Regions from separate parts of the Homo sapiens genome. Here region 2 is linked to region 1. Evidence: read pairs that join two places in POLR2A ChIA-PET (ENCODE). Cell type or tissue: CD4-positive, alpha-beta T cell. All regions are shown on one strand. Each heading gives the region's core, and the rest is flanking DNA. Links, peaks and the distances in the headings are about the cores only.

Region 1 (4,391 bases), core at 392-4,391:
GAAGCGGGCAGGGCCCCTGGACTGTCGTGGCTCCCCTCATCAGCTCCCCACACCAGTCAAGGCTTCTCAGCTGGAGAACCGGGGAGCAGCTGGACACCCAGCCAAGGCCCTGCCAACCAACTGCCTCTCTGAGGAGGAGGTGGCCAAGAAGCGGAAAAACCTGGCCACTTATTGCCGGCCAGTGAAGGCCAAGCACTGTCAGGCTGGTGCCCCTGCTGATGTGGCCTGCTCTGTGCGCCGCAAGAAGCCAGGCCCGGCCCTGGCCTTTGAGGAGAAGTGCTCTACACTGAAGGTACCAGCCAGGCTCCCTGAAGATTGATGAGGGTGGGGCACACAGGGGGTACCTGATACAGAGAAGATGCTACATTGGTGTTTGTGCAGGGAAAGGGAGGAAGGGGAAGTTGAGAGAGTTCCTGGACTGTTTTCTTTAGGAAGAGGTAGGTCAGTTCTTAGCAAAGTGACTCCAGCTTTTTGCCTGGTGAACCTTCCCCTATCCCTAACCCTTTCCCTTGGGCTGAGGAGATGCGGCACCCCTCCACCCCTGCTTTTGCTATAATCAAAGGGCTACTTCTTTCTGAATTGGCTGTGACCCTCATTCCAGGTACTGGAGCTACCTCTGTTCCCTGAAGGAAAGGGAGTTTGAGTCCCTGGGTCACAGCCTAACATGCCGAGCAGCAAGGTGGGTGGGCTGGTCTCACTGGTTTTTCCTCTGGGCATCAGGGCCTTGAAGGGCAGGCACACAACCCCATGTCCACTTATGCACATGTGCCCACCTCCAGGTGTGCAGGTGACAGGCAAGTTCTCCAGGGTTTCCAGTAAAGCCTGCAGCCAGTTTTATTTGCCTCTTCTGGTGGGAGCCCTGGTGTAGTGTGCTATGTGCTCTCCATATGATCTCTGCCAGGAGGGACTTACTGGAGGTGGGACGGGGGTGCTCTCCTGGGTTAGATGTGGGCCTAATCATAAACCCTGTGTGTTCTCCAGCTTCACTACCCAGGCTGCCCCTGGTGAGCTGGCATTCATCTTCCCCCTTGCTCAGTTTTACTCACCAGGCCAGCAGAAGGAAATCAAGCTTTAGCCTCTGTAGTGCACACAGTTCACTGGGTAGGACAGCTGGTAGGCCCCCACCCTGACCCTTTCTCTCGCCTCTTGTCTTCCTGCAGTCAAAAGCCCATTAACGAGAAAGTGCCTGCCCACTGCAACGGAGCCGCCAGCACCTCCTCCCCTCCAGATCCGGGCCCCAGGCTGCTGCCGCTTTTTATAACTTTATATTATTTTTTTTTAAGAAAAAAAGCTCTTTAAAATACCTCAAGACTGTCTCCCTGTTCTGTTGCTGCTATGAAAATATAAAAACAGAAACATAGAAAAGGAAGGAAAAAAAATAACAAAATGAGTGTCCTTACTGTCCCCAGCCCTACCCTGGGAGGCTGAGATGATAGGCAGCCAGACTCCAGCTCCCATAGCTTGCCTGCAAAAGTCTCTTATGCTCATTATTATTATTATTGTCATCTTGTCATTTTCAATAGTGTGAAAAATGTTTGTGTCACTGGGGTAGTCTTTCCAGACAGGATGATGAGGCGTGTGGCTCTGAATGAGTAAGGCTTCCTGAGTCTTGACACCAGAGACGACTATGGTCCCATTGGGAAGAGAAACTCGAGAGGGGGAGCTGCACTTCTGGCTCTTTCTAGGATCCTTGCCCCGAGGGTCTGGGAATTGGCTTGTGACCCTTTTCTGGTCCTTCAGCAACCCTAGGCATCCATCCCTCCCTGAATTATTGCCTGCTTTTCTTCAGCTGTTCCTGCAGCCTCATTTTCTCAGCCACTTAGGGAGCTTGAGCTGGGTTGGTCATTGCTGTTGGGATATTCCTGTTTTCTATTGGACAGCCTTCCTTCCCTGCCTGTGGGTTTGCCTTTAAGGAAGGGGTAGAACCTTTCCCAGGGAGGCCTCCTTGGGTTGAACCACCCCTTTTTTGGAGGCAGGAAGGGAAAAGGCATCATCACTTGCAGAACTGGTGGTGTGGGAGGCCACAGGAGTGTGGGAGGCCTTGGTCCTTCAGGATCACCTGGCTCCTCAGGGCTGAGCAGCTGCTGAGGAGGCGGCAGGGCTGGGAGTGCCCTAGTTTTTCCATTTATCTCGCTGGGGACCACTCCCGTGCAGATGCGAGAGGAGACTTGCATTTCCCTCCTTTGGTCCACCAGGTTCAAGGCACTATATTTTGGCGATGTCCTTTCCTATTCTCCTTGCTCTTAGGCATGGAGGAAGCTTGTTCCCTGAACAAGACAAAATGAGGTGACAGGAGACAGTGCACAGCCAGGGAAATCCAGTACTACTAGAAATCGGCTCCAAACACTTGTTTCACAGTCTTGGTTCAGCGTACCAAGTGTGTGATTTGGGGTTTCACTGAAATCGTTTGCCACAAAAGTAATTTCCACAGGCTGCTTGGGATTTAGGCCCTTGTAGACAGACACACAGATACAAATGAAGGTGGGCTGGGAACTGTTCGGTCCCCTTCTGCCTCCGGGCTCTCGCGGGAGCGGGCCTCTCCGGGGCACTCGCGTTTCCCCCCCAGCCCCCAGAGGGCGCTGTGGGCCACTCCGCCGCACTGCCGGCGGCGTCCCCGGGGAGGAGCCTCTCCTGCAGCCGCCACCGCCTCCGCGATCGCAAACCCGGAAGACGTGTTCGGGCAGCTGGAGTGTACGGGCCCGCGGGCCACGGCCATGCAGCCCCTGGAGGTAGGTCTGGTTCCCGCTCCAGCTGGGGAGCCGAGACTGACCCGCTGGCTGCGGAGAGGCAGTGGGATCTTGGCGCACCTGGTAGCTTTGGGCTTCACCATCTTTCTGACAGCGCTGTCCCGGCCAGGAACCAGTGAGTGTGCGGGGCGGGGTTGCGGAAGGGGGCGGAGTGGAGATGCTGGAGGGGCAGCGCTTGGGAGCCCCGGGAGACTTGGAGGAGGGACCCCAGCAGTAAAGGGGAGACAGAAACAGTGGAGGGATTTTGAGGGCCTGGTGGGGCGGGGCCCCAGGGATCCTGGAATAATGGGGTTTTGGGTGCTGTGGGGGAAGGGCAGACGATTGAACAGACCGAACTACTTCCTCAGAAACAGGTCCCCTGATGGAGGATAGAAGTGAAGGAGGCCGGGCGCGGTGGGTCATGCCTGAAATCCCAGCACTTTGGGAGGCCGACGCGGGTGGATCACTTGAGGTCAGGAGTTCGAGACCAGCCTGGCCAACATGGTGAAACCCCGTCTCTACTAAGAATACAAAAATTAGCCAGGCGTGATGGCGCGCGCCTGTAGTTCCAGCTACTTGGGAGGCTGAGGGAGGAGAATCGCTTGAACCCGGGAGGTGGAGGCTGCAGTGAGCCGAGATTGCACCACTGCACTCCACCCTGTGCGACAGAGCGAGACTCCGTATCAAAAAAAAAACAAAAAACAACAACCAAAAAAAACAAAAAACAAAAAAGGGGCAGAGGACTGGGCTGCCAGCTGAGAGGTGCTGAACGGGGAACCCGGGCCAAACTGTTGTATGTGTGTGGATAAGGAGGCCCTCTTGGTTGCTCACCCTGGGGCTCCTTGGCTGCTCCACTTTGTCCTTAGTTCCTGTGCCCGATTAGGATTGGGGATGGTACTTTTCTCCTGTGGCTAGATTCTTTGGGTTCCACCTAGCTACAGGGGCAGGAACAATGGTACCAAGCCCTCAGCCTGTTCTCTTTGATTCTTAGGTCTTTTCTCCTGGCACCCTGTATTCATGGCCTTGGCGGTGAGTTTAGGCTTCTATCTGATTTGTTTGGGTATTCCTCACCTCATTCTCCCAGGGAAGCACCCAGCTTTCAGAAAGCTCAGCCTTTCTAAGGCTAAGACAGGTGGAGGAAACATCTAGGGCTCATCTTTCCCTGCAGCCTATGGGATTGGGAAACCTGGAGGGCTGGGCCATAGGCAGTTGTCAGATGGTTGAAAAGGGCGGGAGGGCATGGAAGATAATTTCTTTCTCCATTGGGGCCGGAAAGGAGAAGGGGGGAGAGGTGTTATCCGGTCATCTCCCGACTTGTCCCCAAAGTTCAGGAAGAAGTTTAACATTTGCTACTCCACTGGTCAAGAAATGGGAGTCATTGTAGAGGTTGGGATGGGGAGATGTCAACCTGAATGAGGAGACGTGCACTCAAGTGCTGATTCCCAAATGTTCCCAGAAATGTTGAGCTGTGAGGCTGGTGGTCCTGGTTGAACTTATTTAACCCTTACCCTTTGTCCTCTTTGTTAGGATGTATGAGAGCACCTCCTTTTTCTCAGGCCTCCAAGCCAGACATGAGGCTTACTGGCTCTCTCCTATGTTCACAGTTCTGCCTCTGCATGGCTGAAGCCATCCTACTCTTCTCACCTGAACACTCCCTGTTCTTCT
Region 2 (4,391 bases), core at 71-4,070, 1.3 Mb before region 1:
CAGCAGAAGAGCAGATTCAAAGCAGGAAAACCTAAAGGGTAGCTGGGGAGTGGTCAGGAATGTGTGAGCCAGGCACAGTGACAGAAGAGACTAGTGGGTGGAGGAAGAGCTAACATCCAAGCTAGAATTTCATTACAATGCAAGGCAATCAGAAATATTAAAACAAACACAAGGAAAGCATAACTCCAAAAAAGGCTAATTATTATCTATATTCTTCGCTTGAGAAGACAGAGGAATTGCTACCATATTAATAAAAAGTTTACATAGAATTATTTAAAGAGAAGGCCAGTTACATGAATTATCTTATGTAAACTACTTCCCCCCACGCATCTTACATATATAAAGTTTTACAAGAAGAGATCCAAACACTGAAGAGTTCGGTACCATATTATAATAATGGTGATCAAAGTTCTAAGAAGAAAAGGGCTGTAAGTAAGATGGAAATAAAAGGACTAATCACAAGTGGTTCCGTAATAAAGTCTTTTGTGCTTTTAAAGTGCAAAGCAGGTGTGAATAGACATTTCTTCCCACATACTTTGTTCATTCGACTATTAAATATTTATTGAGTGTCTGCTATGTGCCGTACACAGATCTTCATATAGGGGATGCAGCAGTAAAGAAAACCAACAAAATTCTCAGTCTTCCTACAGCATATCATCTAGTCAGGGGATACAGGAAATAATTTTATCACACTTAAAGGGTTTTATAGCTAGAAGAAATTTGGGTCATATCAATAACAATTAACCTAAGAATCTCTAAAAATTGCTCCCCTAACATTCATTTTAACAGCTAACACACTCTGCAGAGAAAAATTTTAAATGCACATTTCTTATTTTAAAGTGTCTATTACTCATTTTTAAAGTAGAACTTTTTGCTATTTTCTTTCGTGCTTTTCTGCTAAATATACCCAAAAACTGAATGTCCTTTACATTAAAGTCTGACTGTATCTTCAAACTCATGACTACTTGTATCTTTGCAGTAATGTGGCTGTAAATGTATAATTGTAATAAGTTTCAAATAGTTTGAGAGCAATTGGATTTGCAGAGAGTTCATCTCTGTAGTGCATTTTCAAAATATTATTTTGAAAATTATATTTTGCTTCTGAAAGAAAGGCAACCACTAATGGAAAAACTTAATGTCTTAAGTAAGTGCTTAATTTGGAATACAGAAACCAGTATAATTTTAAAAAGAAAAATATTCTTTGTAGAAACTGTAAATTCTCCCATTATAACAGTGAACAGAGCTCCAGGTAATAATGCATAGGCATGTCAGGTTGCATCTGTATACTTGACTACATTAGTATTAGTGACATCAGGCGGATATATAAGAAAACCCTTGGAAAAAGAAGTGCCTTAGCCATGATTTCAGAGAGAAACCATTAGTAGACCTATTTATGATTCTATTACAGTTTTCAGATAGGATGTGAACATGGAATTTCATTGAAAATAGTTTAATTTTTTATATAAAAGGTTTTGTATATAATGTGTATCAGTGACTATTTTCAAAATCATTTTCATCAAGACACCTTTTTTCTAAAATGGGCATTGCCTACACACATGCACACACATGTACATGCACGCGCACACATTATTTTTTATAGTGTTGGGTTTGATTATTAAAGTGTTGTCAAATCTGTTTTATTTATCTGCATATAGCAGTGATTGGCTTTTTTGAATTGAAATGTTTGCACATTGATGCATTGAAATAAGGAAAATTATTTATCTCTGAGCACTAAACTTACTTTTGCATATTTCTGTAGTATTGCAATCCCCAGATCCAGATCGTGGGAAGTTAGGGAAAATGTGTGATTTTGTGTTTTGAATTACTGTCAGAATTACATACACAGTTACAACAAACTTTATTTAAAGGACATTTCATTATACTGTAAAAATCTCAATATTTATATTTCTTGTTTTTCTCTTTATATATTTTGCATTTTAATATGTTGAGCCACTGGAAATTTGTAACAGATTAATTTGTTATAGGAGATTAAATGTGTTGTCATTGTCTCCATTGTCTTTGTCCAGAGCCTATTATTATGGAAACAATAAAATTTATTGTGTCAAAAAAAAAAGAAAAAAGAAAAACGGCCACAATGTAATGTTGCTAACAGCTCAGTAGAGGGTGCTGTAACTTAAAGCTGAAGAATGGCTCTCGGATAGATTATGAAAGCTGAAAGGTGAATGCAGGCAGGAGGAGGTAAGAGGAAAGAAAAATAAGTGGATCTTTACTTTTTGAAAGTACATCACTGCAGTTATAGATCCTTGAAGTACACCAACAAATGATACAGAACTAAAATATGATTTTAAACCTGAGTGTAACACGTTTTTTGTTTTAAAAAATATTCTCTGTCCATATTCACTCACTGTGCACTACAATATAATGAAAAAACAACAAAAGAAATGTAATACATTTATCTTTTAAAATTATATTATATATTGCAAAATCGATTACATCAGCATCCTTCCACCAATAATAAAATTAAAGGTTCATATTGAGTCAGGACTTTTATGATTCCTGTGAATGATTTATCCATGACTCAGTAATCTATTTAAGCCTGAAGTGTATAATGTGACTTTAAGCTGCAAAAATGGACTGAGATGGTTAAAGTTAGTTTTCTTTTCTTTTCTTGCTTTATTTTATTGAGACGGGGTTGCCCAGGTTGAAGTGCAATGGCATAATCATGGCTCACTGCAGCCTCAAACTCCTGGGCTCAAGTGATCCTCCTGCCTCAGCCTCCCGAGTAGCTAGGACTACAGACGTACACCACGATGCTCAACTAATTTTTAATTTTTTTTGTAAACACTGGGTCTCACTATTTTGCCCCGTCTGATCTCAAACTCCTGGGTTCAAGGAATCCTCCCTCCTTGGGTTTCCAAACTGCCTGGATTACAGGCATAAGCCACCATGCCTGGCCTTATTTCTTAATTGTGGTAAAATGCACATAACATAATATTTACCGTCTTAACCGTTTTTAAGTGTACAGTTCAGTGGCATAAAGTACATTCAAACTAGTGCAACCAAACTCCAGAACTCTTCATCTTACAAAATGGAAACTTTGTACCCATTAAGAGTAACTTCTTATTCCTCCCTCCTGGAAGCCCCTGGCAACCACCATTCTACTCTATTTATGAATTTCACTACTCTAAGTACCTCATATAAGTAAATCATACATTGGTCCTTTTGTGACAGGCATATTTTATTTAGCATAATGTCCTCAAGTTTCATTCATTTGTAACATGTCAGAATTCCTTTCTTTTTAAAAGCGCAATCATATTCTATTGCATGTATATACCACATTTCTTATCCCCTCTTCATGACAGACACAAAGTTTGATGCAAGTATCATGGGTTTTGAGGACACAGCAAATATAATTAAGAAATGTCAGCTAACAGTTCTCACAATAAAGTGAAAGAGAAGCTGCTGCCTTGGGCAAGTTACTTGCTCAGAGTTTGTTGAAACAAAGAATATGTGAATTTTTCTCCTGTACCAGATGCGAGCTGTGCAAGACAGCCAGGGTGGGGTTGTCTTAGATTTTTTTCTGAAAGGGATTTCTGGAAGAAATACAGATTTCAGCAGGGGAAAAAATGTTGAGGCACCATCAGATGTCTAGCACCTGAAAAAGGAGACGTAAGTGACCAGCCAGGGGGAGAGTACATGATCCCCACTAAGCAACTACATGAGAGATCCATAGTAACAGGTGGGGTAGGGAGTCTCCACATAACTCACAAAACAGACCCATAAGAGAAAGAGAGGGCTTTAAAAGCTCTCAGGGCAGAGAACATAGGGCTACTCACAACTATATTAGTGTCAAGTAAGAACCTGCTAACTGCCCGCTTCCTCTCCTCGCTATCCTATTGTGACTCTGATGTGGTTAGCGAGCTAGAGAAGGAAGAATCCTAGACGGAGAAAAAAGAAAAAGGCAAACACATCCACTTTCTCCACTGCAGGCTTTTGGTCTGAGCTGGCCTGAGTGCAGGGAGAAGTTTTAGCTTGAAATTGAGGTTAAAGGTTTGATGACCACCCTGGGTCTAACATATGAATTCCTTTTTGGAAGAAGCTTTCATTAACTGGAAGTGGTAAGTTATAGGAGTTGCCCTTTCATCTAGAGCAAGGGAAGAATTTATCCCACAGAAGAAATTCAAAGTGACCCGGGGAATCACAGTTAAAATTGTCTATAATTGCATCTGCCAGTCATGCTTGTTTCCAGACTTAAAATATTCAGCTACAACTGTCTCCTAAACATGAAGATATTTAAGAGAAATGAACGGAGATAGCTGTTAAAGAAACATCCTAAATTCTAGATGCTTAACATGTATTATTCTTATTTAAGTCTTATAACATTTCCTCAAAGTTGGACTTAATACCTTTTTTTACGTATGTGAAAAGTG

The links. Peaks named below come from ENCODE experiments on the same cell type or tissue, not always from the same donor. Only the 100,000 strongest peaks of a DNase experiment are listed, where the experiment ranks them.
Region 2: POLR2A ChIA-PET joins it to region 1 with 5 read pairs; 1 of 35 experiments calls an interaction of 5 or more read pairs at or near these places.

What each region holds. Positions count from the first base shown.
Region 1 is chr1:109,491,426-109,495,816 of GRCh38, forward strand. ATXN7L2 (ataxin 7 like 2) reads left to right here. Exons shown (of 11, transcript NM_001350175.2): 10 at 1-292; 11 at 1,161-1,309. The coding sequence ends at 1,175. It overlaps CYB561D1 (cytochrome b561 family member D1), which reads left to right and starts at 2,669. Exons shown (of 3, transcript NM_182580.3): 1 at 2,669-2,862; 2 at 3,718-3,755; 3 at 4,331-4,391. The coding sequence starts at 2,715. RefSeq lists a silencer at 2,440-2,669 and enhancers at 2,740-2,819, 2,809-3,309. In CD4-positive, alpha-beta T cell, for the core only: a CTCF peak has its summit at 2,579 (motif pointing right); a DNase peak (open chromatin) is centred at 2,626; H3K4me3 peaks cover 1,822 bases; H3K27ac peaks cover 425 bases.
Region 2 is chr1:108,212,751-108,217,141 of GRCh38, forward strand. No RefSeq gene overlaps it. Among named protein-coding and RNA genes, the nearest start is that of SLC25A24, 15 kb to the left of the region's middle. In CD4-positive, alpha-beta T cell, for the core only: CTCF peaks have their summits at 2,125 and 2,326; a DNase peak (open chromatin) is centred at 2,111.